Linked DNA regions of Homo sapiens: region 2 is linked to region 1. The links are chromatin loops, found by intact Hi-C in ENCODE. Cell type or tissue: breast epithelium. All regions are shown on one strand. Links, peaks and the distances in the headings refer to the core of each region. The heading gives the core; the rest is flanking DNA. Region 1 holds the start of C10orf126 (chromosome 10 open reading frame 126). Region 2 overlaps LINC01517 (long intergenic non-protein coding RNA 1517).

The links. A loop is a pair of places that touch in the nucleus more often than their neighbours do. Peaks named below come from ENCODE experiments on the same cell type or tissue, not always from the same donor. Only the 100,000 strongest peaks of a DNase experiment are listed, where the experiment ranks them.
Region 2: a loop joins it to region 1, with 4 times the contacts of the local background. A loop is called at or near these places in 1 of 110 quality-filtered maps.

The regions. Positions count from the first base shown.
Region 1 is chr10:28,844,036-28,846,848 of GRCh38, reverse strand. C10orf126 (chromosome 10 open reading frame 126) reads right to left here and starts at 441. Exons shown (of 5, transcript NR_164114.1): 1 at 386-441. In breast epithelium, for the core only: no CTCF peak of the experiment used is centred there; no DNase peak of the experiment used is centred there.
Region 2 is chr10:28,766,893-28,769,705 of GRCh38, reverse strand. All of the region lies in intron 2 of LINC01517 (long intergenic non-protein coding RNA 1517), which reads right to left. Among named protein-coding and RNA genes, the nearest start is that of LINC01517, 25 kb to the right of the region's middle. In breast epithelium, for the core only: no CTCF peak of the experiment used is centred there; a DNase peak (open chromatin) is centred at 1,315; H3K27ac peaks cover 819 bases.

The DNA.
Region 1 (2,813 bases), core at 297-2,796:
AAAAAAGAATGATGTTCACTCAAAGGGGAGATGCAAAAATAAAAAGGTAAAACCTTTTCCCTTACCCTAAGGAGATAATGTGTGCATTTTAAAAAAGTTCTAATATTGTTTCTGCAAGTCAATATATAAGCATTATTGAAAAGTCCAATCTTGCCTGTGTTTTACAGCTCTCAGCTCCTTTCAGGAAGCAACTAAATCAGAAAACAGTGTTCTCTCTTCCTTGGAGCTGGCACAGGTTTTGATAACATCGATTGAATGCCAAGCGTAAGTACAGATTGGAAGTTAGAAGTATTGCTATTGACCGTTTTCTAATATGTCCTTCAGCTCAGTAATTAATCGATTTGTGACAAAATGAATAAGAAGCTGAGGTCTTCTAAGAGCTTACCATGTGGCAGACGCGAGCTCAGTGCTGTACATTCGCATTCATGCTCTTCATCCCTGTCTCTCAAGCCACTCGTCACACCCACACTCTCCGGGCCAGGAGGCTTGCACAACCTGCACTGGGAAACTTTCTCCCACCTGTTCTTGACTCCTGAAACCCCTCCACGGTGCCATCAGCCTGATCCACTAATAGCAAAACGCCTCACATCCCAAACTAACTTCCAAATAGTCCCTCCTTGTTCTGACAAAAACTGACTCTTCCCTGAGGACGATGCTCACATCTTCTCTCATGCGCTGGCTGTTTTTCTTTTTCTTTTTTTGAGATGGAGTCTCCCTCTGTAGCCAGGCTGGAGTGCAGTGGTGCGGTCTCAGCTCACTGCAACCTCCACCTCCCGGGTTCAAGTGGTTCTCCTACCTCAGCCTCCCAAGTAGCTGGGATTACAGGCACACACCACCACACCCAGCTAATTTTTGTATTTTTAGTGGAGACGGGGTTTCACCATGTTGACCAGGATGGTCTCAATCTCTTGACCTCGTGATCTGCCCGTCTCAGCCCCCCAAAGTGCTGGGATTACAGGCGTGAGCCACTGCGCCCAGCCACTGGCTGTTTTTCATTCCAGGCCCTCCTGCCACCTCCTGCAGACCTGGAGGTGATGGAGGGACCCTGCTGGTCCTCTTTTCCCCTTCCAGAACCTTCTCCTTCCCTTCTACTGCAAATCTCGTACCATCATCATCTATCACCCCTGAAACTGTCCCTAGAAACTTTATACAATTAATCAGAAGAGAAGGGAGGGAGAGAAACAAAAATAAGCCAAGCTTGCACATACTCAGTGTTAGTCATGGGGTCAGCTGTTCTCTGATCCTTCCTCATAGTGTTTTGCTACCTATTGCTCCAGAATCACACAGACCCTGTCACAAGATTAGAGTCCCCCTTCACTGCTCCACAGATAACAACTGAACATTGTGAAATGTTGCTTTCCATTTGAGATATTCTTGTAGGTCATGCATACTGATGAAACTACTGACGCCAGCTGGTCTGAAGGACCCCACGAGAAGCTGACTCACTGAAGAATGCAGTTTCTACATCCTGATGATTTCATCCCCCTTTCCCCAACCAATCAATGACTATAGTTTTTCAGCCCCTCACCCCCCATAATCCCCTTGAAAACCTCAGCCTAGAACTCTTCGGGGAGATGGATTTGAGGGTCTTCTCCCATCTGCTCACTCGGCCTCCCTGCTGTCATCAAACCCTCTCTCTGCTGCAAAGCCTGCTGTCTTGGTGTATTGGTCTGTTTCTGCACAACAGGCATACAAACATGTTGGTCCTGTAATACCCCTGCCCAACATTGTTCACCACCTTTTTCAACAACATCAGTTCTCAGCCCATTGGCATCCTCCCCAATACTTCTCCTCTCTTTTCTGAGCATGTTCAATGCATAGATAATAATCTTTCCAAAACTCCACCATCATAGGTCATTAAACTTCTCTCCTCCTTCAGGCATCTTGACCTCTACCCTCCTAGAAACAGTCACTCACTTTGATGGCAATACATGGATCTTGTCATGCACATTCATTGCAGTCCTTAGCCCCTTTTAACTTCTAATTACTCTGGGGCTCAGTCGTTGCTGTTGTTTTCATCTCTGTCTCTACTTACTCCGTTGGAGATCTCATGTGGTTCCATGGCTTTAAATACTACCCACACACTGATAACTCCCAAATGAATATCTCCAGTCCAGTCCTCTGTCCTGAACTCCAAACCTGCATATCCAATAGCGTACTCATCATTTTCACTTGAATATCTAAAATACTTCTCTAACTCACACGTCCACTACTAAACTGATTTTCCCTACCTATCCCACTGTACCCACAACCTTCCCCATGTTAGTTAGTTGATGACAATTTCGTCCTTGTGGCCTAAAACAGAACACTTCTTGGATTCATCCTTGACTCCTCTCTTTCTCCCCTATCCTACATCCAATTCATCAAGAATATCCCTTGTCTCTTTCTTCAAAACACATCCAGATTCTGACAACTTCTCACTGCCTTTGCTGCTCTTATTCTGATCCCAATACCATCTGGAGGACTGCTCTAGCCTCCTGGAGGCTGCCTTTACTGCTCTTGTTCTGATCCCAATACCATCTGGAGGACTGCTCTGGCCTCCTGAAAGGCCCCCCTGCTCCTATACCTTGCCCCTTATCATCTATTCCATGTGATTCAGGCTTCTGTGACCTCTCTAGTCTCAGCTCCTACCATCCCAGCTCCAGCACAGCAATTCCCTTCTGCTCCTCAGTCAACCTCCAGGCTCCTTCCTTTCCTCAGCCTGAACATCATGCCGTCAAAGATCCACACGGCTCACTTCCTCTCCCTGTCTAAGACTTTATTCAAATCTCATGATCTCATATTGTCATAAGCCAGTTCTCATCATCCTATTT
Region 2 (2,813 bases), core at 84-2,583, 77 kb after region 1:
CTTTTGACTTTGAAGCTGCTTGTCTCTCTTTTTCAAGCATGTGTGTGTACATGTGTGCATGTGTTTATATATATAGGTGCACACGCGTGTACACACATAGCCCTTGCTTTTCATCTCAACGGTTGGATGGATGAGGCCTATGGCCAGATTCAGCCATGCCCTACAGTTATCAAGCATGACAGAGCTGGAAGAAAAACATCTGGTCCAAGGTTGCTGTTTGCCTTTGTAGCAGAGAATTTTCTTTGATCTCCAGCTGGAGTTCTCTATTGAGTCTAGCAGATCAATTAGTTAATAGGCCATTCCCACTAGTAGCTCTACCAGCTGACTACCTAGGATAGAAATAAGTTCTATTTATCAATCCTTCCCTTCCCCTTCTACTTTAGGCACATCCTTTTTCCTCTTGAAATAACATAATTATTAAACCACTTCAGTCACTTCTGTGGTTAATGATTCCCTCCTTTTTCGGTTCCGCTCTCCTGCTGAAACCTCTTGGTGGGTTTTAAACACACCACTCCATGGCGATAGTTTCATTTTCTACTACAATTAAGGTTAGGAACAGCTTGCAGTACCAATATAAAAACCAACAGCTTGTCCAGGTTTTACTAGTTCCCTTGGGGAACTGAAACAATAATTTTTGTATCTATGTTTCCAAAAATTCAGAAGAGTAATATAACAATTACATTTTCACCTGGATTTCATTTTAGGAAGCTTGGTTCATTTTCCTTATATTATAAAGATCAGTTCCAGGAATTTAAACAAACATAAGAATTTTTTATCCCGTTTACAATGATGTTGCTATCAGTGCTATTTAGAAAAGAATAATTATATGTCAGGGAATCAAACTGTCTTATTTTGGGACTGGCACGTAGAATTCCAATTAGTTTTAATAATTTTAGTGGGGTCAAGACATTTTGTCTGAACTCAATGTTTCACCTGAACACAAAACCATTATTTTGTACTATATTTACCTATCAAAAAAGTGCTCTAAATTAGTTCTTTTTGGAAAAAAAAAAACAGGATTAGCTAAATGACTGGCTGTTTTAGACACTCCAGTTAGACCAGCTATGTACAGAGGACAGTCAACTTAATTCTCCCGTGAGGTGGTGTTTGATGCCCTGTTCAATGCGTTTTACAGCAAGAGACGCTAGTCCGGTTTCTATGCTGGGACCGAGACAAACTGTGCAGTACCAACACTAGCTCTGCCCGAAGTACTCCCCCCTGGAAATGAAACAGGGCAGCTGTCTTCCAGCACGCAGGGCATCCCAGGCTGTTACAAGTACTTCATCCACATAAAATTGCAAAGGGAATTTTAGAAGTCAGAATGTAATTATCCCCTTTGGAGTTTGGCAATGGAACAGGAGGATTAAACAGAGCTGTCCTTTGTCCCCGAAATAAAAGATGCCAGCGGCTCCACAATAGACACAACCAAGGCATGAGGAAGGAGCCTGGAGTCTTGTTTGTTTTGGTGTCCGCTTTCTCACCTCCGTAGATCACCAATTCCGTGTTCTCAAAAATCAGAGCAGGCCTCAAGGTGACCCCTTTTATGGCATCTTACTCCCATTTTCAATGCTGTTTAGAAGAAGCTAGATGTAAATATTCAATAAAGTCCCTGTGAGCTACTGCCCTTGTGGCTCAGTAAAAATGAAAAGCTACTTAAAATACAAGTCTCCAAGCTTTGTCTTGCAGAGAGCTAGAACAACCCCAGGATACCCTGGGCTTTGATGTAGAACCTTCCAAAGACCACATTAGATGGTAACTACCAGTATAACTATTCTCAAAAACTCCAGAGTGACTTATATCTCATTTCCATAAACTTTATAATAAAACACTTGTAATTAGGCTGGTAGGAAATGAACTGCTGAGTATAAGGCTTGAGAGTTTCACCACTAGGTACCTTCGGAGAATCACTGAAAGTAAGTTAGCTGCTTGATTTATGCCACGTATATCCACAAGAACAGCAAAGCCAGGACAAAGTGGAAGTTGCTGTACAGCCTTACGATCTACGCGTTCTCTCATTCCTTTGTTCAAAGCATCCTTGACATGACTCTCCTTTCCACTTTCTACTTCCTATTGGCCCTTCTGAGAAGGTCACTATCCTAAATGACTTATCCCGGGATCTGACACTCACTCCTTCTAACATCTTTTGACAGGATCCAAGTAGCACCCCAGCAATACATTCCTAAGGCCCAATGGCCCTGACTCAAGCCAGGCTGATGAAAGCTAAGATGCAGCATTCTAGAAACCCTGAGCTCAACTCTAGCCAATGCTGACATCCTGACTTTCAAACCCATCCGTTTCCAAAAGGAAAAAACTTTTCAAGCTTTCCAATCATGATAAGTTCTGAGCCACCTAATACTGATGTTTTGTAGTTGATTGGGTGAAATAGAAGTCAAACCTAGTCTCAAGCTCTCCAAGGTGACATACTTTCCTCTAGTTCTTGCTCTAGATGACAAATATCTTCTTGAGGGTAGAACCAGTGAACCTCTCTTTCCCAAGAGCCACACTTCATCAAGCAGCCCAGGTCAAATTTTACAATGTGCAAACTAGCTAGAGAATAGACATTACCTAGAAGTCAGCACACTTCCTACTCATGCAATTTTGTTACCTTCAGTAAAAAATGTCTTGGGTCACTTTCGTACAAGAAGAATAGAAATCAGTTCTTTGATGACTGTAAGTTAGCCCTAAGGTCTTGCTTTCTGGTCTTTTTCTCATCTCTTGGGTATATTTCTGTCCCATTTTTATTCTTTTTTTCCTAGCAAAAACTTTGAATTTTGGCTAGGTGTGGTGGCTCACACCTCTAATCCCAGCACTTT